Linked DNA regions of Mus musculus: all the other regions are linked to region 1. Evidence: chromatin loops called from intact Hi-C (ENCODE). Cell type or tissue: heart. All regions are shown on one strand. Each heading gives the region's core, and the rest is flanking DNA. Links, peaks and the distances in the headings are about the cores only. Region 1 holds the start of Znrf1 (zinc and ring finger 1). Region 2 overlaps Znrf1 (zinc and ring finger 1). Region 3 overlaps Znrf1 (zinc and ring finger 1). Region 4 holds the start of Zfp1 (zinc finger protein 1). Region 5 overlaps Cfdp1 (craniofacial development protein 1). Region 6 overlaps Fa2h (fatty acid 2-hydroxylase). Region 7 overlaps Zfp1 (zinc finger protein 1).

Region 1 (4,341 bases), core at 250-4,249:
CCAGAAAGGTAGGTACCATGCTGCAGCGGCAGAAATGAAGAGTCTCAGACAAGAAGACCTTTGAGGATCATGACGCTAATAAATGCGACCTCAATAGGCAGGTTTCACTCAGCCATCCACAAGTGAACACATGCCTGCAGTCCTAAGGTACCCGGCTCCACACGCCTAGTAGGCAGCTTTCCCCCTAGGCAGTAGTTATCTTATTTGATCCTATTCATCCTCTGACATGGAAGGAACCAGGGGAAGGGCAGGAGTTAGCTTCATACCCATACCTTAGCACATTAAGAGGTTTCGGGCGCCCCGGCGCGCCCTCCCTTGCACTCCACCCTTCAAGGCCTCCGTCACCCGCGGACTCACCACTGTGCGAGCTGAACCACCTGGGTGCGATGTGCAGAGGTAGAGCATCCGCCAGCGAGGCTCGGGAGCCCAGGTACAGCATCCCGTCTCTATGGTGACCGCCGCCGGTCTCTTGGTAACCATTGCCGTGGGCATAGGTGGAGTCCGACGTGGACCCTCCGCCGCCCGGCGCCCTCTCGGAGTCGCCGGTCCCGCGGGAGGCGGGGGTGTAGAGACTAAAGGGCACCCCTCCGGCCGTGCTGGGGTCCATGCCCATGCCCGCCACCGAGCTGACCGAGCGGCTGCGCAGCCCCATCGCCCCGCCGCCCGTCCGGTAGTGCCCAAAGTGGGGCGCCCCTCCCGGCGGCGGCACGGCGCTGTCATCCGTAGAGACCCCCGGGAAGGGGCCCCGAGAGCGGGCCGCCGTGCTCTGCTTGCCCCCCATGTTCGCCGGGGCCCCGGTGGGGCGGGAACGTGGAGGCTGAAACCCTCCCCCACTACTCAGAAGCGGGTGGAGGTCTGGGCGAACATAAAGGCGGAGGGTTGGGGTTGGGGAGAGTCACAAAAGAGCCCCGAGGGGAGAAAAATGAAAAAAGGTGAGGGGGGGAATCCTCAAAAAAAATCCGCGGGGTGGAAAAAGCAAGCGAGCGGGGACCCCAAACTAAGAATTTCAAACTGTCCAAGCCGAATGCATGTTCCCCTTAAGGTCCGAAGAAGCGCGGTCCAGAGCCGGCGCCTCGCGCCACAGGCCGCCCCCGGGCTCCGGAGCCTAAGGAGCCGCAGCGAAGGGAGGGAGGAGCCGGAGGAGGCCGCTCGCCCGCAGCAGGAAGCGGCGGAGGCTCCGGGCGCCGCGCCGTTCGCGTCCCCCGTCTCAGGACTCCTCAGCCCGCGCCGGCGGCCCTCACTCCTCCAGGCTTCGGGAGGGCTCGCGGCGGTGGGGCAGCCAGGCGGAGCTCTGGAAGCCGCGGTCGCGTGGCGTCGCGCTCCGGCTCCAGCCGCCGCCGGCCCCGCCAGCCAGCCGCACCGCCCCGCTCCGTCCCGGGCTGCGCTCGCCGGCGCTCCTCGCCGCCGTGGAGACAATGGAGGGCGGCAGAGCGCACGCGCGGCCCGCGCCCCCTCCCTCCTCCCGCACCCCCCCCCCCGCCGGGTTAACCCCTTCGCGGCCCCTGCGGCGCAGCAGCGAGCTGCGGCCTTGGAGGTCCCCACCCACCTACCGCCTGCGCCCCGGGCGGTCCAGGGACAGGACGTCTCCAGCCGCCGGGCGTCTGCGACAGAGGTCAGACTTCCTCTGGATCACAGCTCTGCTGGAGTCGCGGCGAAAGTCGAATCAATGTCTTCAAAACGAGACCCTGAGTGGGGGGAGGGGTAACGACGGTTTTAGCGGGTAGGAAGGAAACACCGAGAAGAAAGAAAAACCAACTAATAAAGCCTACCTGGGTTTGAAGGGTCACTGGGGGAGCTCCCCTCCCGCCACAGACCTGCCCTCACAGCACCCTCTGGTGGATATGCTGTCCATTCGTTTGGAGGTTCTCCATCCAAGGACCCCAGCCAACCTTAGGAAGTTTAGCATGGGGGGCGGGGGGGGGGGGGGAGGAGGGAATCAGCTTGGACCCAAACACATTTGGGATTAGCTGTTAGGAGATACAACAGTGCCCCAGTGGCGCCTAGACTTTGCTGTCGTTAGATCAGAACCAACTATTTGGGTCTGAATCGATTCCTTAGGCTAGAATATAATCCTCAAAATCAATAGGTGGATTAAAAAAAAAAAAAAAGTAAGAACCATGCAGCGGGAAAGCTGTTTTAGAAACTCCTTGCCCAAGGCCGATTGCTGTTTTGTTTATCATGTATTTTGACATAGAGCCATATTTTGACATAGAGCCACAAGGCAAGGGCACAGTACTCAATAAATATTTGTTGACCAAATTGCATTTTGCAACAGAGACTCACCTTGCCAGGTCAGTCCCAGTCTTTCTCATATTTTCACTTTGCTTATTCTTTGAGCAAATAATTTTTCAAGTGCTCAGCTCTGAGCACCGTAAGCATCACCCAGTCACTAACCTGACCTTCTCTTGTCACTCTGTCAAGTGGGCTCCGTGCTTCCGAAAATGGAATTGGAGGGAGATTTAAAGGGGCTAATAGACTTGTCTCTTCCAGTGTGACTAGCCTGGAAGGCCACAGAAAGATGGTTGTTTGCAAGCACAGAGTGCTGGGGGTGAGCTAAAAGCTTCGAACAAGCTGGGCAGTGGTGGCCTATGCCTTTAATCCCAGCACTTGGGAGGCAGAGACAGGAGGATTTCTGAGTTCGAGGCCAGCCTGGTCTACAGAGTGAGTTCCAGGACAGCCAAGGCTATACAGAGAAACCCTGTCTCGAAAAAAAAAAGAAAAGAAAAGAAAAGAAAAAGAAAAGCCAATGCAAAAATTTTCATGGCTGTGGTGCTCACCTTAATCCCACCACTCGAGAGGTAGAGGCAGGACAATCTCTGAATTCCATGCCAGCCTGGTCTACAAACCAAGTTCCAGTACAGCTAAGGCCACACAGAAACTCTGTTACAAAAAACCAAATTGCGTGTGTGTATCTAGGGGCTGGAGAGTTGGCACAGGGGTTAAGAGCGTTTGTTCTTAGAGAGGCCCCAGGTTCATCCCAAGCACCTATGTGGTGATTCACAGCCATCCATAACCCCAGAGGCATGATACATGCATACATACAGTCATTCATATATAAAAAAAAATTAGTAGCCGGGCATGGTGGCACATGCCTTTAATCCCAGCACTTGGGAGCCAGAGGCAGGCGGATTTTTGAGTTCCAGACCAGCCTGGTCTACAAAGTGAGTTCCAGGACAGCCAGGGCTATACAAAGAAACCCTGTCTTGAAAAAAAAATTAGTAAATAAAATTTTATAAAAATAAACGTAAGGGTTGGTGAGATGGCTCAGTGGGTAAGAGCACCCGATTGCTCTTCCGAAGATCCAGAGTTCAAATCCTAGCAACCACGTGGTGGCTCACAACCATCTGTAACGAGATCTGACGCTCTCTTCTGGTGTGTCTGAAGACAGCTACAGTGTACTTACATGTAATAAATAAATCTTTAAAAAAAATAAAACAAACACACTGAGATAATATCCAGAATATTATCTGTGTCTAAATCAGGAATGTGTGCACTTCTAAAACTGAACTGAGTGATCTGAAGAAAATTTTAAAAACTACTAGAGGCTGGAGGGATGACTCAGAAGAAAGTACGTTGCTCTTGCAGAGGACCTGAGTCTGATTTGAAGCATCATTTCCAAGAAATCAGATGACCTCTTTTGGTTTCCATTGGCACCCGCACATAGGTAGCACTCACTCATGTAGACATATACACATACAAATAAAAATCAGTCTGTAAAAAGGAAACATCTATTTTTTTTTTCTCAGAAGAAAGACTATGGTAATCAGAAAACAGAAAAAAAAAAACCTAGATTCTTGACACATCTACTTTTGAAAAATACGTTATAACCATCTTAACAAAGTTGTTTTCATCTTATTCACTACACACATGTGTGTATGTGTGTGTATGTATGCATATATAGTTATCCCCCAACTCAGGTGCTGGAGATTAAAGCTAGGGCTTCATATATGCTGGGCAAGTACACTACTAGTGAGCTATAACCCATTCCCTAATAAAATATTTAAAACTGAGAAGTTCCAGACTCTCCTAAATTCTAGCATACAGTGAACAAGACAGTTGGCGTTCCCTTTCTCATAACCTTCAGAACAAGCATTTTGTGCCCTCTTGAATGGCTATGATCAGAGGAAGATGGTAACCGCTGCGGAGAGATCAGACCCGCCAACCTTCCTGCTGGCAATGTTAAATGGTTGATTGTTTTGGAAAGTTGCCTGGCAGTTCCTCAAGAAGATTAAACAAGCTGAGTGTGACAGGCTCACATCTTTTATGTCAGCAGTAGGGAGACAGAGGCAGGAGGCTGGCTGTGCTTAAGGCCAGCCTGGGCTACATAGTTTCAGTCCAGCC
Region 2 (4,341 bases), core at 46-4,045, 90 kb before region 1:
TTCCAGAGTCTAGAGAGAAAGAACTGTTAATTTGCTCCAAACTTAGGAGTTCACAAGTCAGCCTCAGGTATAGTGTTGAGCACTTAGGAATTCTAAACATTGGAAGGGCCTCCTGGGGAAGAAATGGAGAGGAAGGAGGCAGTCTAGCTAGATGGGACGGCTGGGCAGATTATGCAGAAGTTCAGAAGGGTGGGGCTGCTGGGACCCTGCATGGGGTCCAGGCTTAGATCCAGGGGAGTAGTGAAGACCTGGGCTAGCGAAGAAGACCAGTGGGTCAGATGTGTCACTCCGCGACATCAAGACCCCTTGGATTGGTCCTAGGCTTGACCACAGTGATCCCTTAACTTTGGGTAGGCAGTGGGTGATGGGGGGAATCACACAGGCTTGCCTTCCGATTCAGGCCTATTCCACGGACGTGTGTGTACCCATCTCCCGGCTGCCAGAGATCTTGGTAGAGACCAAGGAGGAGATTAAAGCTTCAAAACTCACAGGTTTTGTTCTACTTCACTGCCGTCTGGGAGGCGCTGGGGTTAGCCAAGGCCTGGGCAAGGAGACTAGAGGCGACACTTACTGTTCTCTGGGCCCCTAGGAGCCATCGTTGGGCATGTGGGTGATGGCAACTTTCACTGCATCCTCCTGGTCGACCCAGATGATGCAGAGGAGCAGAGGAGGGTCAAGGCCTTTGCAGAAAATCTGGGCAGGTGAGGACTGTACCGGGGAGGGTTGGGGGCTGGGGAGGGCGGAGGCTGAGGGAGGAGTGCTGGGGGTTCCTTCAATTGGCTTCCTAGGCGGGCCCTGGCACTCGGTGGGACATGCACTGGAGAACATGGCATCGGACTGGGCAAGCGACAGCTGCTCCAAGAGGAAGTGGGCCCCGTGGGCGTGGAGACCATGCGGCAGCTCAAAAACACACTGGATCCCCGTGGTCTCATGAACCCAGGCAAAGTGCTATGAGGAATGTGTAACCCTTGGCTGGCAATCTCCAGAACACAAAGCCCGCCCCTGTTCTGGTCTTTTCCTTCATGCCAACGATCGAGCACGAAATGGAAGGGCTGATGCTATCTATCTATCTATCTATCTATCTATCTATCTATCTATGCCTGCCAGGTAGCCTCTGTAGCTGGGGCTCAAGATGAAGGTGAGGGAGCTGGACTCTCTCACAGAAAGCTGCTACCCTTGTTCTTAGGAGCCTTTTACTCCGGTAGAAAACCCAGGGTGTTTCCCAGTGGGGTGTCTTCCTGGCTGGCAGAGGTGGTGTGGATCTACTCCAAGCTAAGATCAGATCCCAGATCCGTCTGTGGGGGCCTCTCCTCTGCTGGTGCCCTGCATCATGACTCACCCTGTATATATGATGACAGGAGCGTTCCTTTCCTTGCAGAGGGAGGGAGGACCGTTCCATCCGGCACTGTTGGGCCGGCTCTTTGGTCACGTGAGCCCCGTTTGCAGCTGCATCCTTTCCCCCTCTAGGTCTCTTGACCTTGGGCTAAAAAGCATTTGTTTTGGGCCCATCCCCAGACTAACTGTAGCCTGGGGAGGGGATGGAGTTCAAGTTTTGGAAGAAAGTCAGTCCCAGCCCCTCTGCTTTTGCATACCTGAGGCAGGAGACCTGCCAGTGGTGGAGGTCACCTGACAGCTTCCCCACCAGGAAACTGAAGCACCTTCTTCAAGCTGTTATGGTGGACAATAGAAATACAGATGAACTAACCTACTGTGTCCCATCCCTATCCATGGTATAAAGCTCTATCCACCAGCGCTTACTTTCAAAGTCAGGGTCTTGCCTACTTTGGGGCCTGGCAGTTTTGAGACTCCCTGGTCAGAGCCCTGGTCTGGAGGTACTTGCAGTTGTTCCCCAGAAGTCCACGAGAGGGCGCGCAACACCAGAAACCTAGCAGACACTTTTAGGGTGGCCAGTCTCTAGGCATTTTACCCTTGTGGGTCCCAGTCAACTGTAGTACCATCTTCTCTACTGCTAGGTACTTGGGTTGGAAAAAAAAAAGGAAGAAGCAGCCTCCTGCCCCCCACCCTGACACTTTCTTAGTCCAACTTCAGGTCTGTCTCATGATTCTTTGGCTTGCTCCCAAACTACTTCAGGATGAAGAAACCCAAACACCAGTCCCGAATTCACCATTGAGAAATATCGCCAGTGAACCCCCCTCACCCCCAGACAGTCTGTTCACCTCAAGTCCTCCCAAGTTGAGTTCCACTGGGCAGGGCTCCTACATACACCCTCCAATAATGGGAAACTCAATACACAGCCATTTCCCCACAATTTCTTTTATTAAAGAAAATCCCAAACATACAGAAAAAGTTGAAAGAACAAATACACTATATTCACTGAAATATCAGTCGTTGAAGATTCAACAATGGACATTTTTGCCTTATTTGCTTTGTATATTTTGGGGGAGGGGAGACCATATGGGATTAGATTATACATTTCTTGAAATCATTCAACTATATATTTCAGCCACTGTCTCCTAAGGAGGACATTCTCCTATGAGTTTCAATACTATTAAATGGCTTAGATGGGTGGTTTTCAAAAGGGGCTCCTGGAGCTCTCAGAAGGCTTTCTGGGCTCCTCAGAGCTAAGGGGAAGAACCCATCCCTTGGCTCTTCCGGATTTTCTTCCTTCTCAGAAAGGCAGAGTAGGAACGAACAACACAGGATTCTGGAGGGCTGTCTGGATAAAAGGTGACACACACAAGTGCCACCTTGGGAAGCCCAGACAAGCCCAGTCCCACCCACCCCTCACACCAGGCACTGGCAATCTGGGTCCAAATTCAGAGGACATGACAGCCAACAGAGGGCTTTGGTGTGCCAGGTGGGGGCGGAAGTCACTGGGGATGGGATGAGCACCAGCCTAGAGAGCCTAGAATAGCACCCGGTGTGGGGCTCAGCGCCGCCCCAACCAACTCAACCACGGGACTCAGCCACAGCACTGCCAGGGCAGCCGAGCTCACACAGCCAAGGTGGGCACACAAAGCCTGTCTCCAGGCCCGGGGGTCAGACAAGGAGATCTCTTTGCGGGCTGGGCCCTGGCCCGCCAGCTCTGCTGGTAGGATTATATATAGAACGGGGAGACACAGGTGCCAGGCAGAAGCTGGAGGTGCTGGGAATAGAACAGTGCCCTTTGCAGTGACATAGCTACAAGGAAGCCTGCTGCGCATGTGCCAGGCCTTTGGGGCAGATCCCCGACACAAACTGAACCGAGCCGCATGACCCTGTCCCCACTTCACATGCAAGGGATCGAGTTCACGGTTCCACCAAGAAGTAAAGTGCCCCAGTACAGACAAGAGCCCAGTTTCTGGCCATTGACAGTGCTTACAGTTCAGGTCCTGAGGCGTCTGACACTCAGGCTCTAAATAAAGCACTCTTAGTTCTCTGAACTTGCCTCCCTGCCTTGGTGCCCACATGCCCACTGGCCTCCAACACATGTCCTTGCACAGAGCAATTGCTTCAGGACGCATCTGAGGGCAAGGGTGGTAGCATAGTCCAAACTTGTGGGCCTGCTGGGACTGGGCCCTGACACAGCAGTACAAGGGGCAGGTCTGGAAATGGTCATGGTAGAGAGGTGGTGCCATCTCCCTCCAGAGCTTCCCTTAGCTGGCTCTGCAGGAGGCCCTGAAATGCAGCTCCTGGAGCCTGGCTAGAAGACAGGCAGGTATGCACTGCTGCTCTGCCCCGAGGTTTCCTGCCCAGCCTGCAATTTGCTAACTTGTATGAGGCTGAGTGGCTGGTTCTGGTTCAAGGACTGTGAGCTGGAAGAAGCCCAGAGCAGGGCCTTTTCCGGGGCCTCAGAGAAGCATGCCCATGAGTCAGCACTTGGCTCTGCACGGAGCAACAGGCAAGCAGAGGGTAGGGAGGGGGGCAGAGGCTCTGAAAAGCAAACGGACTGGGCTGGCATCTCCAGGTGCCTGTATCCTCTGGTGGCTGTAAGAGCTTTGCCCCTGAATATCATTCCAGTAGCATCCTATCACAACCAGAGATGACAGAAGACTGACAATCACTCCATGATGCTTAAGAATTTATAAACTTCAAAGACACAGCCGAGCCACTATGTAGAGCCTCTGCCCAGGAGTGGCTAAGCCATTACAGGTGCTGAGGGAGGGGGTGTGGGCTGAGAGGTGGACAGAGGGAACTGGCATTTGCCTTCCACCTTGATTGTGTAACAACACTTCATTAAAATAAATCACACGGTGCATCTTTTGTTACACACTATTTTAATACCATATCAAAACACCTTGACTGATAAGCTTTTCTCCTAAGCTTTGAACAGTTTTAAAACATTTTTGTAATTTTTTTTTTTTGGATTTTAATATATAAATACAGAAACCTATCCTGCAT
Region 3 (4,341 bases), core at 277-4,276, 62 kb before region 1:
TGAGTGTGAGATCAGGTTTCCAATGACTGGCAAAGATGAACACTGCCTTATCGTTTCTCATAACCTGGTCATCATGCTTGGACAAGTTTACAGGAATCCCAACCATTACACATAAAATGTGGGTGTAAGGTCTCCAGGGGGAGCATTTGGCTTGCATTTTGGAGATGTCTTATTTAAAGGATGGGCCATCTGTTGAAAGAGGGACATTGTCCAGTATCCAGAGGATCAAGCCAGGAGTTCTTCTAGTTCCCAGACACCAAGGATTACCTACAAGCAAGCAAGGCAATTACGATGGATAAATCCAGCCCTGACATGCTTACTGACCTGAGCACTACCTTCTCCCTCCTCACTCGTCATACCCATGTCAGCCTCCACACACCACACAGCCATGTTCCTGGTACCCAACAATCCTCACCACTGCTTGTGTGGGCTTTCCAGTGTCTGGGCAATGCCAAAGAATACTGTTCAAGATAAATATAAGTCATGGGAAGCAAGTCCAATACCACTGCCTCTTAAAAACCCGAACCAGAACCGGGAGAAGTGGCAGCCTTTAGTTCTAGCACTCAGGAGACAGCAGCAGGTGGATCTCTGAGTTTGAGGTCAGTCTGCTCTGCAGAGAGTGAGTTCTGGGACAGCCAGAGCTACACACAGCTCTTGAAAAAAAGAAACAGGGCTGGAGAGATGGCTCAGTGGTTAAGAGCACTGACTGCTCTTCCAGAGGCCCTGAGTTCAAATCCCAGCAACCACATGGTGGCTCACAACCATCTGTAATGAGATCTGATGCTCTCTTCTGGTGTGTCAGAAGACAGCTACAGTGTGCTCATATACATAAAAATAAATAAATAAATCTTAAAAAGAGAGAGAGAAAGAAAACAACAAACAAACAAATCAAAACCAAACATGGGGGGAAAAAGCTAGTGTCTATGTAAATGTGCAATTATCAGCCCCAAATGATTTGCGGGTTGTCTCTATATTACAAGGGGAAAGAGCATTTCTTTCTGCAGCTTCAGGGGGCAGTGTTGGAGCAAGACACTGGCTATGTAAACTGAGCCCCATTTACAGCAACCATCCTCAGCAAACTTCCCAAAGAAAACTGACTGGTCTTGGAACCACACTGTGGATAGAGATGAAGTCCCAGTGTTCTTTATTCATATAGCTCAAGATCCCAATATTCAACTAGCTCCCCCTCCCCAAGGGATGCCAAGTTTTGTTTCTTTATTTTTTCTAAATTCACTTATTACATGTGTATTGGCATTTTGCCCTATATGTGTGTGGGGTGTGTGTGTGTGTGTGTGTGTGTGTGTGTGTGTGTGTGTGTGTGTGTAGTATATGTATGTGTTACACAGTTGTGAGCTGCCATGTGAGTCCTGGGAACTGGGGAGAGCAGTCAGTACTCTTAACCTCTAAGCCATCTTCTAGCTCCCAGCTTTCCTTTTTTTAATAAGGGAAAGGAAGATGGAGGGGGAGAGAGTAAGAGATGGGAAAGGGGGGACAAAGAGAGGGAGGGAGGAAGGACGGGAGAGAAAGAGCATGAATGTGTTTGGAGAAAAAAGGTCAGTTAAGAAAGAGACAAGAAAGGGAAAAAATAATACCAAGAATTCATACTGGACTGATTTCTGGGTTTCTAAAGGCATGATCCACACCATTAGATGATTAGAATTTTTCAATGACAAGAGAGAAAATGCTTGATTAGTATTGGACTTATTGGCAAATGGCCATAATACTTAAACACAAATGATCATTCATATAGAATAAAACTATTTGTTTGCACTGTGCAACATTTTTTTAAAAAGATTCATTTATTTTTATTTATATGAGTACACTGTAGCTGTCTTCAGACACACCAGAAAAATGCATTGCATCCCATTACAGATGGTTGTGAGCCACCATGTGGTTGCTGGGAACTGAACTCAGAACCTCTGGAAGAGCAGTCAGTGCTCTTAACCACTGAGCCGTCTTTCTAGCCTGCATTGTGCAACTTAACATCTGTAAATATCACCAGCCCTGGCCTTCACATCACTGGAAGTCAACTAGAAGGTTCTTCCTAGGTGCTCCCTATAATCCCAGATTATAAAAACACATACTCCTCTGTTCATTTCTCAGAAAGTACTAGCTGAAGCTTGGGCCCTAGCACATAAGAAACAATGAACATTTGGATTCCTGCGTGACTTTAGCCCTGGCCCCTTCTCATCAGCACATCCTCCGCTCGGCTGCACTTACACCCTGGAGTACATGGAGGCAGACACTCAGGATATAGTTCCCAAGGCCACACTGGGTTTTGAAATGGCACCTAAAGAGAAAAACACAGGATGGAAGAGGGAGGGAGTGCCAGCCTCACAGCCTTATTGCTTTCCTGTCACCCACAGCTACATGGAAATATCCTAGTGTTTTTTGAGGTATTGACTAAAGGGTCAAAAGAAATTTCCTAGAGAGTCCCTGGGTATAGCACAAACAAAAAGAGCCTCCAATTCTAAGATCCCTAAAATAGCACATGATCTCTACCAGGGTGTGCAAGGCATAGTATTCATTGTTTCTCCTCTGGCTCAGATTACTTGACTCTGGGAGATAAGAATGAGGAAGTTGAGGGTGGGAATAAGGAGACTGGTGGAAAAGACTCCAACATGTTAGTGGGAACATGAGGATACCTCATAAATCTTTCCTGTGACAACAGAGCCAAGGTTAAGAAAGCCAAGGCCCTCCTACTGAAAGCAAGCAATCTGTAACAGAAAGTTACATCACGGACAAGCACAAGGCAGCAGACAAATTATGTCCTATGCAGTCTGTGTTCTGGACCTTTCCCTCATAAATGCCTATGAGATGAGAGAACCACAAACTGCAAACTCCTTCTTCACTTTGACATTTTGCCTTGAGGACTATTTTTATATTGGTTTTAACATTTCCTTATTTCCAGTCAGCACACCAATTTCCCAGAAGATTGGCTTCAGAAACATAAATATTGACAAATACTGCTTATTGAAATATGTGGCAAGAATTAAAAAGCACCCATCCAGACAGACAGACAGATCTCGACTCAGCACCAGTGCTCAGATGCTTTCTCTCTGTTCAAGAGAAATGAAGCCAGCATCAGGCACATCACCTCCCGACTCGAGGCTGTACGCCTTTAATCCCAGTACTTGAGGCTAAGGCAAGTTCCAGGTCAGACAGGGTTACAGAGTGAGACCCTGTCTCAGAAAAGAAGGCAAAGCGGAATAATTGGGATTCTTTGGTCCTGCTGAAAATTATCTGGGCTCTCGCAGTCCATTTGGGTTGCTATGACTAAATACTGTGGACCACCAGTAGCTTAAAGAGCAAATATTTATTTCTCACAGTTCTATTGACTTTCAAGCCAAAGATACAAGGTGCTAGCAGATGTAGTGTTTTACTCCTGGCCTGTAGGCAACAGCCTTCTTGTTGTGTCCTAACATGGTAGAGAGTGCTGGTGACTCTGTCTCGTCTAAAAGCACAACTCCATGATCAAGACTCCATTGTAACAACCTTATCTAAAGCCAAGCACCTCCCACAGACCCCACCGCTTACACCACACCAGATGACGGGATTCCAGAGAGGACTTGGAGTATAATCTTTACACCCACAGAGTACATTCTATTCTCTAGGTACCAATGAAAACATAACTGCTGGCCAAACTCAGGATGGGCATTAAATCAGTCAGTCTGTCCATTCACATTTACTCTATATTGAACAGTAGGATACACAGCAGAGAATTAAATATAATTTCTACTCTTGGTGAATCAATGGGTGTCCTTAGGGAACTGAACAGAAATGTCCACAGTGGATTAGGCTTATCTGGTGAATAGACCTTATACATAGATTCTTGGGACTCTTGGGATGGGCTCAGGATCCATCCGTTTCCAGAAGCACTACGCCAAGTTCTCATGGAACCGTATGAAGGAGGACCAACCGTGTACTACTGCACAGAGCTAACCAACTACAGGTATGTGCACCCACTGCTGGAGTTTACCCCGGCAGAGGCTGCCTTCAACTTCTCAGTTCCAGCAACTGCTGAAACCAGGGCGAGGGGTAAGTAGGACAGGGAAGTGCGCGCGCCGCAGAATGTCGGTTAAGAGCCCGCTGTCTGCAGACTGCTTCCTGCCTGCCACAGATAACAATCGCATGTGCCTGTGTACAGATCTCTACCAGACAGTGGTGTGTTTGTGAAGGGAACTGTTGCGGTTGGTCCCCGGGCAGGCTGAACCAATCCCATTAGGCTAGAGCAACCTGCAGCCTCTCATTCTTCCTGTCAACAAGAGCAGGTGGAGGGGCCCTTCTAGAGGTGCCCAGGGTGCAGCCAGCAGAGATGACCTAAGCTTACTACTCTTAATG
Region 4 (4,341 bases), core at 80-4,079, 110 kb before region 1:
TGGTGAATACGCCTCCCCCATTACTCAGAACTAATCACTTCTTAACAGATGAAACAGAAGCGGTTCACAGGAATGGGGGTGGTCATGGGGCTGCAGGGGACTAGGGACAAACAGGCCTTAAGGCCATGGAAAGATCTAGACAACATAACTACAAAGGCCAGAAAAACCTAGATGGTCCTTACTAAAAAGCACTCATTATGTGACTTATCTTTAAACTTGGAATTGTATGAGGAGATACGTGTACCCTGATCCAATGCCTGCTGCATTAGTTAGCCAGGGTGACCTTGGGGACATCAACGATAGAGAGTTAAAGTGGTCTCAAGAAAAAAAGGCATGGATAGGAAAAGAAGAAGTATTCTGGGGGCTGGAGAGATGGCTCAGTGGTTAAGAGCACTGACTGCTCTTCCGAAGGTCCTGAGTTCAAATCCCAGCAACCACATGGTGGCTCACAACCATCTGTAATGAAATCTGACTCCCTCATTAAGACAGCTACAGTGTACTTTCATATAATAAATAAATAAATCTTTTAAAAAAAAAGGAATCTGTAAAAAAACAAGCAAATGACAGGTGGGCTTATCTTATAGGAGGAAAACGTGTGTATGATGCAGAAACAGATAGTATTAGAAGGAGAGTGTAGTTTAACGGGAAAGTACAGCAGGCTAGTGAACTAACGTTTATGGAGAGATTGTCAATCTTGGACCTGAGGCTATGGAATTGTTAAGATATGGAAACAAAGATTAGAGAATTAAAAGATGATATGCATATAAAAAGTTAGTCCTTCATTCTCCTTGCTACTGGAGGGACTGGAGAGATCAATGCCTAGAGAGAGATCAGACAGAGCCACCTGCTTTACTTGCGAAAATGTTAAAACTTTGTAAAGATTTATTTAATATATGTAAGTACACTGTCACTGTCTTCAGACACACCAGAAGAAGGCATCAGATCCCACTACAGACGGTTGTGAGCCACCATGTGGTTGTTGGGATTTGAACTCAGGACCTTCAGAAGAGCAGTCAGTGCTTTTACCCCACTGAGCCATCTCTCCAGCCCAGTAAGAGATTTTTTTTTTTTTTTTTTTTTTTTTTTTTTTTTTTTTTTTTTTTTTTGGAGACAGTGTTTCTCTGTGTAGCCCTGGCTGTCCTGGAACTCACTTTGTAGAAATCCGCCTGCCTCTGCCTCCCAAGTGCTGGGATTAAAGGCGTGCGCCACCATGCCCGGCAAGAAATCATTTTAACCTCAGTAGTCTGTCACTTTTCTGTTCTTATAGCCACTTTAATGACTGTCTGCTGTGCCAGGAAACCGCAAAAGCTATGCCCAGCTGCCGTGAAGAACAGACTGTGTTCAAACAATAAGAAACCACAAGAACTGTGCCCTGCTGCCCGTGAAGAGAACACTGTGTTTAAGAGATAAGGAAATGTACTTTTGCTTAGCTTTCATTTCAAAGAAACGGGGGTTGGAGGTTCGGGATTACTGGAATTTATGTAACCATGGATTTTTTTTTTTAGAAAATGATTAACAGCGGTAAAAAGATTTAATGAATAAATCTTTAGTAAATAAAAGACTGGGTTCAGTTTCTGACAAGAGAACACATGAACTGACAGCTTGTATCCACTACTGACTCATATATTATTCAGTCAGCACCACTCCCACTCACCCCTTTCTCAGGACCATCCTCACCTCAAGCTGAGGCTGGACCTCGGCAACATACTTATATGAAAACTTTTACCCAAGCTAAACAGAAAAGTCAATATTAGAAAAAAAGAAAAGCCAATGTTAGGAAAAAAAAAAAGAAAAAGAAAAATCTGTTATACTGACGCTCAAACCGGAAGTAACGGGATAGACGTGATAATTCCGTGACAATATAACTGGAAACACCAGACACCAGGAACAAGGAGGTTCCAGGAGCCCGCAAAGCCACCGTGGGGGCGTGGCTAGCACCGTGAGCCCCGCCCCCACACCCTCGTGGAGGGTCAAGCGCGCGCCCGCCCGCCAGGCTTCCAGACTCGCCCCCGCGCGGCCTGAGCCCCGCGACGGCCAGCAGTGGCGCGTCTCCCCCCAAAGGGAGGCTGAGCCCGGGAGCTGCCCGTCCTCCTCCGACCCCACACACGCCGACCGCGAACAGCCCATAGGGACCGACTCTCAGAAGAGCTCGAGGCCCGACCCTACGCCCAGGGGTCGCCGCGGCCCGCAAGGCGTCGAAGTTGAGACTCCCACTCCGGCGCAGACGCGACCTTCCTCCCGGGCCCGCGCATCCCGGCCTTGCAGACATACCTGGAGGGGTCTAGCCTCCACTCGCGGTTCCGGGTCACGAGGCTCGCGGAGAAGGGGGCTCTTGTCACCCACTCGCGACTGCAGGTGGGGGAAGGGCGAGCGCTAGCGCTTTTGCGCAAGCGTGCACCTTGTGGAGCGAGCGGCCGTTCCCAGAGTCCTCGGAGCTGTGACGCTGAGGTGTAGGACTACAATTCCCATAATGCCTCTGAGCCGCGCTGCTAGGAACTCTGGGAAACGTACGCATTATTAGTTGGGTAGGGACCGTTTTTTCCAAGTTAACAGTCTGGTTTGTGTTACGGTCCCTTTCATCTTCCTGTGCTGTTAAAAACCCGGATTTGGAGTAACTGATTAAAACTTTCAACAACAAAATATGTGCGTTAAAGCAAATCTCAACCGCACTGGAAGCACACACCTTTCTGGGTGTGGTAGTGCACGCCTTTAATTCAAGCTAGTGAGAAGTAGAAGCAAGCAGAGATCCCTGGGAGTTGGAAGACTTAGAAAGTCTCAGTCCAGTCAAGGCTACAAAGTGAGATCCCCGTGTTACACCCACCCAGACACACACATTACCACTACCACCATTTTCCTTAACCTCTCGGCTCTACAGTTACTTTTGGAAGCACTGGCACAAATAACCCCATGTTTGTTGGTTTGAGACAGGGTCTTGTCAAGCCTAGGCTGGCTTCAAACTAATGATCTTCCTGTTTCAGCTCCCTGCTTACTGGGTTCTGGAGAGGGGAGGAAGCTAAGTAAACTCACTTCAGATACAAAAGCTTCAAAATGAAAGCTTCATTTTCTGTATGGGGCAGCCAGTTCTGGATCTGAACCTCGTCCCCCAAGGGAGACTGCACTGCAGGATGGGAACACAAAGGGGGGCGGGGAGGGGCTGTTGCAGTGACTAATCATATTTTGACACAAGGAGTTAAGGAAGTTTAACATTGGTGGTTGTGCCTTATCCTGGTTTCAATGTCCTGAGTCAGCTTTTGCAGTCAAGTCCCCTCCTGGACTCTGACCTGGCATTTAGAATGATAAGGGAACTGCACGTAGTCCGTTAAATCACGACAGGAAATAAATACACTTACTATTTGCATGCCTTAGTTAGATAATGGGATAATGGCAAAACCCCCTTTTTATATCCATTACTGGTTAACACACAGACATGAAACACCTGAAGAAGCAGGATAGGAGTTGATTCTGGGATCTGGGAACATGAACTCAGTTTTGGCCCTGCCAGCAAGATGGAACTTGTTTCTGAGATGGTTAGACTCATGAAATGTCTCCTAACAGGCGAACGGTACCATGCTCAGTATGATTTTATTTCTGTTTTGACCGTGATTATGAACACTGCATAGCTGCATGCATATGGTGCACATCCATACATATAATAGTCAAAACACTCATGCACATAAAATCGTAAAAATTTGTTGTTGATGATAATTTTAACTTTGCATAAAATATACACAAAACTATTTCTGAGGCATGGGGGGGTCAGGAAGGAAAGGAACGGGGATAGAATTGATCCCAGTGCTCAGAAGTAGAGCAGCAGGAGTAGGTGAAGGCTGATCTGGGCTATGGGAGACTGCCCCTCACATAGAGGGGGAGTAATCTCTAATCTCTCTAATCTCAGCACTTGGGAGACTGAGGCAGGGTCACTGCTATGAGTGTGATACCAACCTGGGCTGCTACACAGTGAGTTCTAGGCTAGCCTGGGATAGAGAGTTGAAGACCAATCTCAAAACTAGAGCTGGAGCCTGCTGTGGTGTGCTCAATTTTAATCCCAGCACTCAGGAGGCAGACACCATTGAATCTCTGTGAATTTGATGCCGTCTTAGATTGCATAGTGAGTTCCAGTACAGCCAGGGCCATGTAGATTCTTCTTAAAAAAAAAAAAAAAAAAAAAGCACCACCACCAGCAAAAGCAGGGCTGGAAGGTGGTTCAGAGGATGACGGTGCTTGCCAACAAGCCTGACGCCTTGAGTAGCAGCCCTGATCCTCCACATGGTGGAAGAAGAGAACCATTTCCCACAAGTGATCCTCTAACTTCCACATGCACACTGGCACATTTGTGAGTGC
Region 5 (4,341 bases), core at 195-4,194, 290 kb before region 1:
TGATTTTTTGTAAGAAAGCAATGCATTGTTTGTTTAGAAGTGTGTACTTGGAATGTTTGTTTGTTTGTTTGTTTGTTTTAATTGCAGAATCTTACTATATAGCTAGGCTGACCTCAAGCCTGTGATCTTTGCCTCAACCTTTGAGTGCTGGGTTACAGGTGTGTGTTACCAAACCTGGCCCAAAACAAAACAAAAACAACTAAAAGCTTTAATGAGACTAAGTGTGACACTATGTAATTTATCAATTTGAATTTTACCACTTATTAGTTTGTGGCATACACACAGGATATATCCATCGTAATGGGCAGCTACAACACTAGACCTGTTACCAGTTACTCTGTCTTTCCAAACCCACTCATGGACTTTCTGGTCCAGGTTTGTTTATTTTAACGTTTCATGAATGGAATCCCAATATTTCCTTTTGTTCTTTTTAGAAGATGTATTTATATAATTTATATGTATGAGTGTTGGCCCACATGTATGTCTGCCCGTGTGTGTATCTGTGGGAGCTAGACTGTTAGAGTCCTCAGAACTGGGTCTATGTGGTGATGAGCTGTCATGTGGGTACTCAGAACAGACCCTCGGGGTTCTGCAAGAGCAGCAAGTCAAGCCCGGTGGCGGCGGCGACAAACCTTAATCCCAGCACTCAGGCAGAGGCAGGTTCGAGGCCAGCCTGGTCTAAGAGCAAGTTCCAGGATGGCCAGGACTGCACAGAGAATCCCTGTCTCGAAAAATCAAACAAAAGGCAGCTCATCCTCTTAACCACTGAGGCTCCTCCCAGGCCCTGTCTGGCTCCACTGACTTCTTAACATAACATCTTCAAGGTTTATTTATGCTTCAGCATCTCTCTATAATTTACTCTTTTTTTAAATCTCCTTTGTAGACTAATGTAATTGTAAGATTGTACTCCAAGCCGGGCAGTGGTGGCGCACGCCTTTAATCTCAGCGCTTGGGAAGCAGAGGCAGGTGGATTTCTTCGTTCAAGGCCAGCCTGGTCTACAGAGTAAGTTCCAGGACAGCCAGGGCTACACAGAGAAACCCTGTCTCAAAAAACCAAAAAAAAAAAAAGAAAAGAAAGAAAAGAAAGAAAGGAAGGAAGGAAGGAAGGAAGGAAGGAAGGAAGGAAGGAAGGAAGGAAGAAAGAAAGAAAGAAAGAAAGAAAAGATTATACTCCATTTTGTTTATGTGGGTGCTAATTAATGGACTTTGGGTGGTTTTTATTTTTGGCTATTGAAAATGTTTTGTGGACATTTATGTACAAACTTTTTTGTTATTGGGTGTTTTCATTCCTCCAGGGTATATCCCTACAAGACTTTGTAGATTAGCAGTAGCTAGAACAAGCTCTATTTTTCTAAAAATTTTAATCTGTGTTTATTGGTGTTTTGCCTGTATGTGTTTTTGTGTATCATGTGCCTGGTGCCCACAGAAGCCAGAAAATGTTACGATTCCTTAGAGAGTGGAGTTAAAGAGATGGTTTTGAGCCACCATGTAGGTTCTAGGAACTGAACCTGTGTCCCCTGCAAAAGCAGTCAATGCTTTTAACCACTGAGCCATCTCCAGCCTCCTTTCATACTTTTAAAGTGTTCTTTAAAAAAAAAAAAAAAAAGGACCTCTAGCTGGGTGTGGCTACTGAAGTCTTTAATCCCAGAGTTTGGAAGCCAGAGGCAAGAAGATAGATTGCTGCAGGTTTGATGCTGGCTTGATCCACACAACTAATTCTAGGCAAGCCAGGGATGTTAGCAAACCCTGACTTAACAAAATAACACAAGAACAAAAGAACTGTGTGTGAAGTCTTCACAAAGTAAAATTAGAGAGCCGGAGAGGTGTGTCTGTACTGTAGACCATGTTTGTTGTGTTCTTAGGTCTGAGCTGTGCTGCACTTCTCAGGGTGTGAAAACACTGCAGTGCTTTCAACAAGCCTTTTTGCATGAGTAGAGCAGGCGTGGAAAGTTACTGCGCGTGCAGAATTCACCCAGCTTAAGGGTGGGAATGGTTTGTGAAGAGAGCACTGTGATCATCTAGAGAGGACTAAAGTCTGCTGGTTAGTGACAGCAGTGAGCGCTGAGCATGCACTAGAGGGCAGAAGTCACCCTGGGAAAGCAAGCACTCAGGCACACCAAGCCGTTCTAAGACTGGACGGTGCTATTTATTTTTGTCTGCCTAATTAGTCTTTGATAAGAGATTTCTTTGTTTTGTTTTCTTTAATATATCTAGATATATTAAATTACAGTTTGGTTTATTTTCAGCTCTGCTTTGGAAAATTATTTTTCCCTCTCATTTCTGTAACACACAGTTTTATTTGTGGAGATTTTTTGTTAATTACAGATAGACATGCTAACATGGCACAGCCGTGAAGGTGCTTGTTGTCAAGCCTCATGAGAGAAGTGTCCCTCACGAGTCGTCCAGTGGCCTCCACACACAGAGTGTGGTACTCATGATCGTCTCCCTCTGCCCCAACAGAAAAAAATAAATATAAAAAAATTAAAGAGAGAAATTGTGCGCCGCCTCAGGGACTGCGTTATTAATACTGATCCTTTGCAAATACTCTGCTGCTCATCCCCGCGTGTTTGTGTGGAAGTTGCTGTACTCATCTGTTCTAATGTCAGGGAAGCACACCGTTCACTTGGAGCAGACAGTCTGTGTCTATGTTCTCACCAAAGTTCTGGTCAAAGAATCTTGGTACTATTTTGTGGATGGTTATGAGCATATAGCAAGACTCACATTTATTAAATTTGTAATTTCTTGTGGATTTTTCTTACAGGAGAGGCTGAGCAGTTGTGTTCTAATTATTTTGGTTGAGGATGAAAACGAGGCTGACCTGCATTCGTTATATCCAGTTACATGGTCCGGGGCTCTTGCCAAAACCCCACTACTCAAGCAAAGCTATTGTAAATGCAAGATGAAACAATTAAAAAAAATGTTTTTAAATGTATTTAATATGAATGCTCAGCTGCATATACACCTGGAGGCCAGAAGAGGGCATCAGACTCCCTTATAGATGGTTGTGAGCCACCATATGGTTGCTGGGAATTGAACTCATGACTTCTGGAAGAGCAGCCACTGCTCTTAACCTGTGAGCCATCTCTCCAGCCGGAAATAATTTAAAACTTTGAAAACAGATGATATAGAAAAGCCTACAGAAGCTGGGCGTGGTGGTGCACGCCTTTAATCCCAGCATTCGGGAGGCAGAGGCAGGTGGATTTCTGAGTTTGAGGCCAGCCTGGTCTACAAAGTGAGGTCCAGGACAGCCAGGGCTATACAGAGAAACCCTGTCTCGGAAAAAAAAAAAAAAGTTTGAGGAAAGCCTCTTTTACTATGGTTAATTTAAGTGTCAGGTGGGTCCCTTACTCCCTTCTCTTCATAAGGCGAGCCCTGATGTTATACCAAAAGCCCCCCAACCCCCAATTAAAACTTGTACTGAGGACGAGTGAGGTGGCTGAGTGGCTGAGCAGGTAGCTGTGCTTGCCATGCCAGCCTGACCACCTAATCCTCAGTGGAAGGGAGAACCGCCTCCATCCACAAAGCTCCCTGGCCTCCTACTGTGCACTGCAGCGCTACTCACCTGCACACACCTACACACACACACACACACACACACACACACACACACACACACGAATAAGTAAGAACTGTAGAAGAAAGGCATCCTTAAACTGGGTAATGGTGGCGCACCCCTTTAATCCCAGCACTCAGGAGGCAGAGGCAGGTGGATTTCTGAGTTGGAGGCCAGCCTGGTCTACAGAGTGAGTTCCAGGACAGCCAGGGCTACACAGAGAAAACCTGCCTCAAAAACCAAAAGCCTCTTTCCATTCCAGCAGTTCCCCCGCACATCCCTTCCCTGTGTACACTGTGCTCTTGCTCATGCGGGCCCAAACCTCAGAGTTCTTCATCCTCTCTGCCCCACTTTGCACCCAGTCCAATAAGTTCTTTTAATTTTGTCATTTTAAAAATCATTTTATTTATTTACATTCCAGATATTGCCCCCCTTCCCAGTCCCCCTCCCACTGTTCTTCATCCCATTCCCCATCCTCTTTGCCTCTGAGAAGGTGCCTCCCTCAGCCCCAGGCACCCCCCTTCCCTGGGGCCTCAAGTCTCTACATGATTAGGTACATCTTCTCCAATTGAGGCCAGACCAGGCAGTCCTCCGATATATATGTGTTGGGGCCCTTGGACCAGCCCATGTATGCTCTTTGGTTGGTGGGTTAGTCTCTGGGAGCTCCCAGGGATCCAGGTTAGTTGATACTGTTGCCATATATATCCCTATAGGGTTGCCATCCTCTTCAGTGCTTTCAATCCTTCTCCTAACTCTTCCATAGGGGTCCCCGACCTCAGTCCAATGGT
Region 6 (4,341 bases), core at 298-4,297, 190 kb after region 1:
CATAAATATTTTTAATCTGGCCCCAAATGAAGTAGCTGGTCAGATGGCCCTTTCTAATCCTATGTATTGAGCTTATGTAAAAGACAAAAAAAAATCATCTTGCCTTCCTTTTTGTTCCTTTCTTACCCACAAGCGATTACTACTTGAAACTTATCAAAAACCCAATGGGTGCAAAGACTAAAGAGAGGCAGTGTGACCAGTCTATGATTTGTACTGTTTACGGTGAAGCTATCTAGAGATTTTTGGGATAAATATACAAAACTGCACTTGTGAAATAAAGATGTAAATAAATTGTATATTTTGAAAAATAAAACATTGAGAAGAAACCAGCAAAGACCCATTGGTGTTTGTTGATGGTGACTGGACTCCATTATCACTAGGAAGGAGGGACACTGACTGGTCTAGAAGGAGGAAGATGTTATCACTCTGAGCAAGTTGTACCCAGTTTCTGGACAATGGGATAATAAAAAGCTGACAGGCTGGGTATGGTCATAGTATATGCCTTTAATCCCAGCAGAGGCAGAAGCAGGTGGATGTGTTGAGTTCAGTGCCTGCCTAGTCTACAAAGTTCCAGGACAGCAAGGGCTACACAGAGAAATCCCATCTCAAACAACAAACAATGAAAAACCAAAAAGTTCCCCCATCCCTCAATACCTACCCACTGCCCACAGTTCCTCAGTATAAACTCTAGCCCGGCAATCATCTATGCTGGGATTTTGGCTAACTTGATCTTGGATAGGTCTTACACAGGTGACCACAGCTACTGTGAGGTCATGATTTCAATAACATATAAAAAAAAGTAGTAAAAATAAAAATTAAAAAAACAATAAACATATAAAACATGTAAACATAAAAAAGACAGCATCTCCCAGCATTCCTCATTCTCTATGCCTCCTCTTCTGTGATGTTTCCTGAACACAGTGATGTGGAGTTAATATAGACACTCTGGGGCTAGAGAGATGGCTCTGTGGTTAAGAGCATTGATTGCTCTTCTTAAGGTCCTGAGTTCTAATCCCAGCAACCACATGGTGGCTCACAACCATCTGTAATGAGAACTGATGCCCTCTTCTGGGATGTCTGAAGACAGCTACAGTGTACTCACATACATACATACATACATACATACATACATACATACATGCATTTAAGAAAAATAATACATTTCTGTTTTAGTCCCAGGTGTAGGACATGGGGCTGCTTCAGACTTCAGACTGTCCACAGCAGCTGACTATGTTACCTCTTGCTGTAGCAGGGGCGCCATTTTGACAGTGGCAGACAGTTCTCAGCGATCGTGTGACTCTGGGAATTTGGGGGACTCTTCAGAGAGTATATAAACGCTAGGGCCCCAAGAGCTGGATGTCTTTTTTTTTTAAGGTAGTCTTGTGCAAAGAAGAAACAAGAACAAGAAGAAACTAGATATCCTGAAGAGCAAACTTGTCCCCCAAAAACTTGATACCCCTACGCAGCAGAAAGTACTCTAACAGTAAAGATGTCGGTTTTCCCAATCTATCCTTTTTTTCTCTCCTATCTAGTGTTAGGAGGTTGAAACAGTGGAAGAAATGGGTTGGAGAAGGGTGGAAGAAAAAAAGAACCCACCAATAGCAAAGGCAGGCTACAGGGGGTAGCCAAAGGCAATAAATAGCATTTAAACAATCTATCCAACCTCAGCAGAAATTCAAGAAAGCATGTTCAAAAGAACTCATTAAATTCTGATCAGAGCAAAGCAAATACACACATTGTCTCTTATTGATCTAGCAATTGTTCTTGCCTGAGCACCTAGCGCCAGCCAGGTGTTAGCACTCCCCAGACCACTGGGTCTTTGGGTGGCGGGAGGAACTACCCCTCAGTTCTGTTCTATTGCATTCTTTCTTTAGCTCTGAACTCTGATCTCTGCTTTGTACTTTGTATCCTTTTGCCTTGTGCACAGAACAATAAGCTACATGTAGCAAAGCCCAGTATAAGTAAGTCAGCCTTGTCTCCGTCAGATCTGCCTAGGAACAGTTGGGTTTTTGCCTTCTGGTCCCTGGACTCTGCTGCCCTCTGGTGACAGCATGCAGCCCCGCCTTGTTAGGGCAGTCTTCAGAGTTCCTGTTTAGAAACCATGCTTGTGTGATTAGTTTTAAAACTTCCCGTCTTGTTCTCTGGTCTAACTTCCCTGTCTTATCTACTGTTTGGGGAGGAAATGAATACTCTCGTGTGGATTTCCAAACAGCCGCAGTGGCTGGAATTTCCCTCACAGGTATTCTGCCCAATGAATGAGTTGAATCTATAATGCATATTTCAGAATAAGTGTAATCCTTGGGAAATGCTGGAGCTCCTATCTTCATCCCACACACACAGAAAGCTAACACAAAAGAGGGGATCCCAGCTTCTCCTAGGCTCTGTGGAATACAAAACCTCCAACAAGAACAACAGTGAAGATGACACAGGACACGATTGAGAGGTAAGAAACAGTGGTTGGGGGAGGGTTAACTTTGAGAAGCATCAGAGAAACACGCCAGGTTCATTTACTTGAAGACAAGACACCAGAGTCTTTATACACTAGTCAGTCCCTTCCCCCATTAGCTTAAGATTCTCTTTGAGGGCATCACCTGTCTTTATTTATAGCCACCCCTGCCATCCATCTGTCTTAGTCCATTTTGTGTAGCTATAACAAAATGCCTGAGAGTCGGTACTTTATTAAGAAAAGAGGTTTATGTCACTGACTGTTTTGGAGGCTGAAAGTCCAAGGTTGAATGGCCCCATCTGTTTGGTTTCTGGCTATGTCTCACACAAATACAAAATGAAATCTTTAAAATTAAAAAAAAATTTAATGAAATTAAAATTCTGTGCAACACACCAAGAAGAACTACCATAAGAAAGGTGTTTTCATTAAGAGTTTCTATTGCTCTGATGAAACACCATGGCTAAAGAAACTTGAGGAGGAAAGGGTTTGTTGAGCTTACACTTCCACACTGCTGTATACTTGCTGATGCAGACACCATGGAAGAATCCTGCTTACTGGCTTCATGGCGTGTTCAGCCGGCTTTCTTATAGAACCCAAGACCACCAGCCCACGATGGCACCACCCACTTTGGGCTAGGCCCTCCCCCACTGATCATAATTAAGACAATGGCTTACAGCTGGATCTAATGGAGGCATTTTCTCAATTGACGTTCCCTCCTTTCAGATAACTCTAGCTTGTATCAAGTTAACATAAAAGTAGAAAGCAGAGAAGGGCTGAAAGAATCACTGTGCAGAAGAGATACACAGAGAGAGACATCAGACACTGGGCTTTGAGATGTGTTGAGCCCTGCTTGCTCTTCCAATCCATGTTCTATTCCACTCAGCACCTGTGGAGGCGGATCAGTGTGCACGCCTGTGTTTATTTTGCCCTGTTCTCAAAACACAAGACAAGGGATGAGTCAACAGATGGGGGAGTAAAGCCAGCTGTTTGCCTCCAAAAGTTTTGCTGCTTTTGTGTATCAACTTGTCACAAGCTAGAGTCATCAGAGAGGAAGGAGCCTCAGTTGAGGAAATGCCCCCATGAGATCCAGCTGTAGGGCAGTTTCTCAATTAGTGATCAATGGGGGAGGGCCCAGCCCATGGTGGTGCCATCCCTCAGCTGGTGTCCTGAGTTCCATAAGAAAGCAGGCTGAGCAAGCCACATGAAGCAAGCCAGTAAGCAGTACTCCTCCATGGCCTGTGCATCAGTGCCTGCCTCCAGGTTCCTGCCCTGTTTGAGTTCCTGTCCTGACTTCCTTTGGTGATGAACAGCCAAGTGGAAGTGTAAGCTGAATAAATTCTTTCCTCCCAACTTGCTCTTTCGTCATGATGTTTTGCCACAGCAATAAACACCCTGACTACAACAGTTGCTCTTATAGAGGAGCCAGATTCAATACCTAGCACCCATATAGTCTTCACAACCATCTGTAACTCCAGTCCCAAGGGACCAGACACCCTCTTCTGGCTTCCAGGGGCCCTACATATACATGGTATACACATGTATATGCAAGCAAAACACCTGTGAAGTAATTTAAGTATTAGAATAAAATAAGATGTTGATGCAATAGAGGAGTCACCCTATGGCTTCCACATACACCTGCTTAGGTGAGTGTGCACACACACCCACACATACACACAGACACATGAGTGTGCACACACAAACACACAGACACATGAGGGTGCACACACACATACATGCATACACACACATAAACACATACATACACACATAAACACATGAGCACACATGAACACAGACACAGACACATAAACACACACACACACACATAAGACAACCACACACATAGACACACATATACACACAAAAACACACACACACATACACACACAACACAC
Region 7 (4,341 bases), core at 228-4,227, 130 kb before region 1:
ACATGTGCTAACTAAGGACATTTCTCTCCTCCTTCTACACCAAGATGCCTTGGATCAGGTAAGGATACTCCATCCATCTAACAGATCTGCCTGCTTTTAACCAACTCCCGAGAGCTGGCAGTCAAGTGGTAGAGCCAGAAGCAGAAGATAGAGAGCATCTGCCTCATCAAACAGTGCTGTCAAACACTGAGCACTGGATGCACACTCTGACCCGGCCTGACACACCAGCAGCATTGAGCCCTGTACTTCCTATCCTGACCTTGCCAGTGACTTTCTCAGTGAGGGTTCTGTGAGCTTTCGGGAAAGCTACAACTAGACTATGAGCCACAGCTTAGGTAAGTATTGCTGTCTGCCAGTAAGACTATCCCTTATACTGCCACCAGCTAATGCAATCTGAACACAAAGGGCCAATGAGACAGTTACCTGGGTAAAAGGGCTTACTGTCAAGCCTGAAGACTGAGTTCCTTACCATGTGGTGGAGAAAACTGACCCTTGAAAGTTGTCCTCCGACCTCCAGGAGTACACTATGACACACATCCCCTAAGCCCCCAACCATGTGCACAAAACTTTTAAAATGTAACTTAAGAAAACCCAACTCCCCAAGAAGGGCTCAACTGAGCTGGCATCGCAGGGAGCTGGCAGCCGCTTCTTAACCCAGGTATGCACAAGCGCTCACACTGCAGACCGTTTCTTTTCTGGGTTTGGGGTGGGGGTACTAGAGATCAAGCCCGAGGCCTCAAGGATGCAAGGCAAGTACACTATTAGCAGAGTATATCCCTCCCTAGTACTTTACTGTGTACACTGTTATTACACAAGGCATAAGGAAAGAGGGCTGGCAGCTTGACTCGGTGGTAAGCCAGTCATCAATGCTGACGACCTGGGTTCAATCCCTGGAACTCACATGATGGAAGAACCAACTCCTGAAAGTCAAGGCTCAGATGCCGTAGCACACACAAAACGGGTTTTAAGACCGTCTCCTTATGTAGCACTATCTGGAGCTGAATTTACAGAGGCTACCTGCCTCTGCTTCCTGAGCTGCTGGGCTAAGGGTGTGGACACCATGCCCCTTACAACATTAATGAGAATGAGAGAGTTTTATGCTCTAATAAATCCAAAAGATGTCATTTGCTCTGCTGGTGCACACCTATAATCCCAGAACTTGAGAAGCTGAGGTAGTACCATGATTTCAAGGCAAGCCCCAACTACACAGTTTCCATGTCAACACCAGCTATACAGCAGGATTCTCTCCCCCTCACCTCCACAATACTACTAAACAAAACAAACCCAGCCAGGTGGTGGTGCACATCTTTAATCCCAGCACAAGAGAGGCAGAGGTAGGAGGATCTTGAGTTCGCAGCCAGCCTGGTCTATGAGAGTAGAGAATTCCATGATAGCCAGGGCTACATAGAGAAACCCTGTCTAGAAACAAACATACAAACAAACCCAAAAAACAAAACCAAAGTTAACCCCCTGAGTAATCAAAAAACAACCAAAAAAACCCCCAAAATACAGTACAGACTAAGAACATCTTTGAAAAACACTTATCTGACAGAGCTGAGAGATGGCTCAGTGGTTAAGAGCACTGGCTACTCTTTCACAGGACCCCAGCTGGATTCTCAGAACCCACTTGGCAACTGACCACTGTAACCCCAGTCCCAGGGAATCAGATACCCTCTTCTGGGCTCCAATACACCAGGACACATGGCAATGCAATATTCTGAGAATATCTTACATTCTAAGAGACTGGAACTTCACAGCTAATATATTTTAAGGTCCCTTAAAATTTAAGACTGTCAATGTTACTGTACCCTCGAACTTTAGCCTGCCTTTAAGAGAACAATGTGATAACAAACATTAGATGCCTTGGGTGTACTAAGTCATCAACTTTTACAACCTGAGCTAATGCACAGCTCTAATCTTATGTATTTTAAATGCCCCGACCCAGGGCAATGCATGTGTACCATCTGCCGAAAGCAGCAAATACTCCCTAAAACCCACCATAATGTTAAATAATCATAATCTCTAGTTAATGTGTTATCTGTCAGCTGGAGTCAGCTCAATTCAGGGACTGAATCCCTTGTAAAACTTAGATTTCAGTAAAGTTCCCCACTGCCATGTAGTGCTTTCTGGGCTGCCCAATAGAGACAGAGCAAACCCTTTGCTAGGGACAGACCACTCCCACACATAAGACACATATTGCACATACAGACTCTACACACACACAGGGACAGGCAGGCCGAGAGAACCCCACCTGCACTCACTCTGGCGACATAACTCCAAGGGGACGTGCTTTTTTTTAGTGTGATATCAACGCATTATTGGTAACTCAGTTAATCACGAATGTCCTTCACTAATCCCATAAGATGCAAAATGGCAAGAGGGGCACCAGCACATTTGATAAGCTTTGTTGTTGCCCCTTTCCTTGCGCCAGGCCTTAGGGTTGGGGATGTTGCTGCTCAGTTGGATGAATTGAATGCAAGTTGACCAGGCCTGAGTCTAATCAGGCCCCCAAGCAGAAGCAGCAGGTGGCAGCACTGAGTCACCAAAGACAAGATGACTGTAGTTATAATGGGAAGCACAGGCAAAGCAATGTCCATATAGGTCTAATCTGTGGTGAATTTTATAATGGCATAACTCTCATGGACCTTTGGTGCTGGTTAATCAACCATGGTACTTCTGGCATGAAATGGTAAGAAGCCTACTGCATTCTTTTTTCTTTTTTCTTTTTTTAAAGCAGCTGTACAAATGGAAAATCTCTTAACAAATAAAAGAAAGGCTACACTGGATCATGGCAAAAGGGGATCTCTGCCTGTGAACTGATTCCCATACTTGAGCCAGTTTGCAGACCCAGAAGTCCATGGATGAAGGATCTTAATAAAATGCCTAAAAATGTTACTCTTAGCCTTTCTCCAGTCGTTCCCCAGAGGGACCTATGGCCTTTTACAAGGGGAACTGTACAGTGGGGGAAAGGAAGCAATCAGATTATCTGGGTCTATTGGTGGATACTGATTCTTGCTGATTGCGGGAACCCCAAAAACATTGTTGTCCTCCAATTAAAGTTAGAGCTTATGGAGGTCAGATGATTCATGGAGTTTTGGTTGAAGTCCAACTGGGTCCCCAAACTCATCCTCTGGTTATTTCCCCAGTCCCAGAATGTATAACTGGGGTGCATATACTTAGAAGTTGGCAGAATTCTCACACTGGTTCCCTGACCTGTGGAATGAGAGCTATTACTGTTGGAAAGGCTAACTGGAAGCCTTTAGAGTTGCCTCGGTCAGGGAAAATAGTAAATCAAAAACAGTAGCACATCCTGAAGGAATTGCAGAAATGTGTGCCGCCATTAAGGACTTGAAGGATGCAGGCAGGGGTGGTGTCCCTGAGCAGATTAACACATCTCCTAGCACACGGTTTGCAATTATTGGTCTATTAAATGCCCCTTTTCCTAGTACCTGTCCATAAGATCACCAAAAACAATTTCTTTTCAGCTGAATTTCCAGCACCCGAGTCAGAGGTTTCTCTGTACAGCCTGACTGTCCTGCAATTTGCTCTGGAAACCAGGCTGGCCTCAAACTCACACCCAGCTGCCTCCAAAGCACGGAGATTAGATGTGCCACCATGCCTGCCTGAAGCTTTCAATTGGATCTTGATCATCAATTTCACAAAATATCGGTTCACCATATTGAGGACATGCTGATTAGACAGAGTGAACAGAAGGTAGCAACCACTTCAGACTTGTTGGTAATACATACATACATCAGAGATGGAAAATAAACTATAATCCAAGGGCCTTCTACCTCAGTGAAATTCTTGTTTGTTTGTTTGTTTTTGAGACAAGATTTCTCTGTGTAGCCCTGGCTGTCCTGGAACTCACTCTGTAGACCAGGCTGGCCTCAAACTAAGAAATCCACCTGCCTCTGCCTCCCAAGTGCTGGGATTAAAGGCGTGCGCTCAGTGAAATTCTTGAGAGTCTAGGGGTGCGAGGCCAGCAGAGACATCGGTTCTAAGGTTAGGGATGCATTACGCAGCGGCCCCTCCCACCACCAAGAGGCAGCACAGGGCTTAGAGGGTCTATTTGGATCCTGTAGACAGCACACTCCTCACTTGGGTGATTATTCCCACTCATGTATCGGGTGACTCAGAAAGCTGCGAGCTTTGTGTGGGGCCTGGAACACAAGGCTCTTCAACAGTTCCAGGCTGCCCTACCACTTGGACCATATGACCCAGCAGACCTGATGGTATATGAGTTGTCAGTGGCAGACAGGGATGCTGTCTGGAGCCTCTGGCAGGCCCCTGTAGGTGAATCACAGGAGAAACATTTGGGATTTTGGAGCAAGGCTCTAC

The links. Peaks named below come from ENCODE experiments on the same cell type or tissue, not always from the same donor. Only the 100,000 strongest peaks of a DNase experiment are listed, where the experiment ranks them.
Region 2: a loop joins it to region 1, with 8 times the contacts of the local background. A loop is called at or near these places in 29 of 42 quality-filtered maps.
Region 3: a loop joins it to region 1, with 4 times the contacts of the local background. A loop is called at or near these places in 9 of 42 quality-filtered maps.
Region 4: it touches region 1 in a loop (5-fold over the local background); 9 of 42 quality-filtered maps call a loop at or near these places.
Region 5: a loop joins it to region 1, with 2.0 times the contacts of the local background. A loop is called at or near these places in 3 of 42 quality-filtered maps.
Region 6: it touches region 1 in a loop (2.4-fold over the local background); 4 of 42 quality-filtered maps call a loop at or near these places.
Region 7: a loop joins it to region 1, with 8 times the contacts of the local background. A loop is called at or near these places in 5 of 42 quality-filtered maps.

What each region holds. Positions count from the first base shown.
Region 1 is chr8:111,533,581-111,537,921 of GRCm38, reverse strand. Znrf1 (zinc and ring finger 1) reads right to left here and starts at 1,282. Exons shown (of 4, transcript NM_133206.4): 1 at 358-1,282. The coding sequence starts at 781. In heart, for the core only: a CTCF peak has its summit at 1,799 (motif pointing left); DNase peaks (open chromatin) are centred at 561, 781 and 1,491; H3K4me3 peaks cover 1,779 bases; H3K27ac peaks cover 1,710 bases.
Region 2 is chr8:111,623,638-111,627,978 of GRCm38, reverse strand. Znrf1 (zinc and ring finger 1) reads right to left here. Exons shown (of 4, transcript NM_133206.4): 4 at 2,259-4,341. It overlaps Ldhd (lactate dehydrogenase D), which reads left to right. Exons shown (of 11, transcript NM_027570.4): 9 at 401-491; 10 at 590-701; 11 at 789-2,368. The coding sequence ends at 954. Among named protein-coding and RNA genes, the nearest start is that of Ldhd, 4.5 kb to the left of the region's middle. In heart, for the core only: CTCF peaks have their summits at 1,846 (motif pointing right) and 2,818; DNase peaks (open chromatin) are centred at 1,848, 3,088 and 3,778.
Region 3 is chr8:111,595,778-111,600,118 of GRCm38, reverse strand. All of the region lies in intron 1 of Znrf1 (zinc and ring finger 1), which reads right to left. Among named protein-coding and RNA genes, the nearest start is that of Ldhd, 32 kb to the left of the region's middle. In heart, for the core only: no CTCF peak of the experiment used is centred there; DNase peaks (open chromatin) are centred at 2,598 and 4,158; H3K4me3 peaks cover 607 bases; H3K27ac peaks cover 2,693 bases.
Region 4 is chr8:111,641,543-111,645,883 of GRCm38, reverse strand. It overlaps Zfp1 (zinc finger protein 1), which reads right to left and starts at 2,441. Exons shown (of 4, transcript NM_001037665.2): 1 at 2,272-2,441. In heart, for the core only: no CTCF peak of the experiment used is centred there; DNase peaks (open chromatin) are centred at 1,283, 1,973, 2,363 and 3,123; H3K4me3 peaks cover 2,220 bases; H3K27ac peaks cover 2,064 bases.
Region 5 is chr8:111,823,153-111,827,493 of GRCm38, reverse strand. All of the region lies in intron 5 of Cfdp1 (craniofacial development protein 1), which reads left to right. Among named protein-coding and RNA genes, the nearest start is that of Cfdp1, 29 kb to the left of the region's middle. In heart, for the core only: CTCF peaks have their summits at 2,079 (motif pointing right) and 2,967 (motif pointing right); no DNase peak of the experiment used is centred there.
Region 6 is chr8:111,341,128-111,345,468 of GRCm38, reverse strand. Fa2h (fatty acid 2-hydroxylase) reads left to right here. Exons shown (of 7, transcript NM_178086.3): 7 at 1-331. Among named protein-coding and RNA genes, the nearest start is that of Mlkl, 5.1 kb to the right of the region's middle. In heart, for the core only: a CTCF peak has its summit at 2,035 (motif pointing left); a DNase peak (open chromatin) is centred at 2,028.
Region 7 is chr8:111,660,843-111,665,183 of GRCm38, reverse strand. All of the region lies in intron 2 of Zfp1 (zinc finger protein 1), which reads right to left. Among named protein-coding and RNA genes, the nearest start is that of Zfp1, 20 kb to the right of the region's middle. In heart, for the core only: CTCF peaks have their summits at 2,313 and 2,524 (motif pointing right); a DNase peak (open chromatin) is centred at 2,503.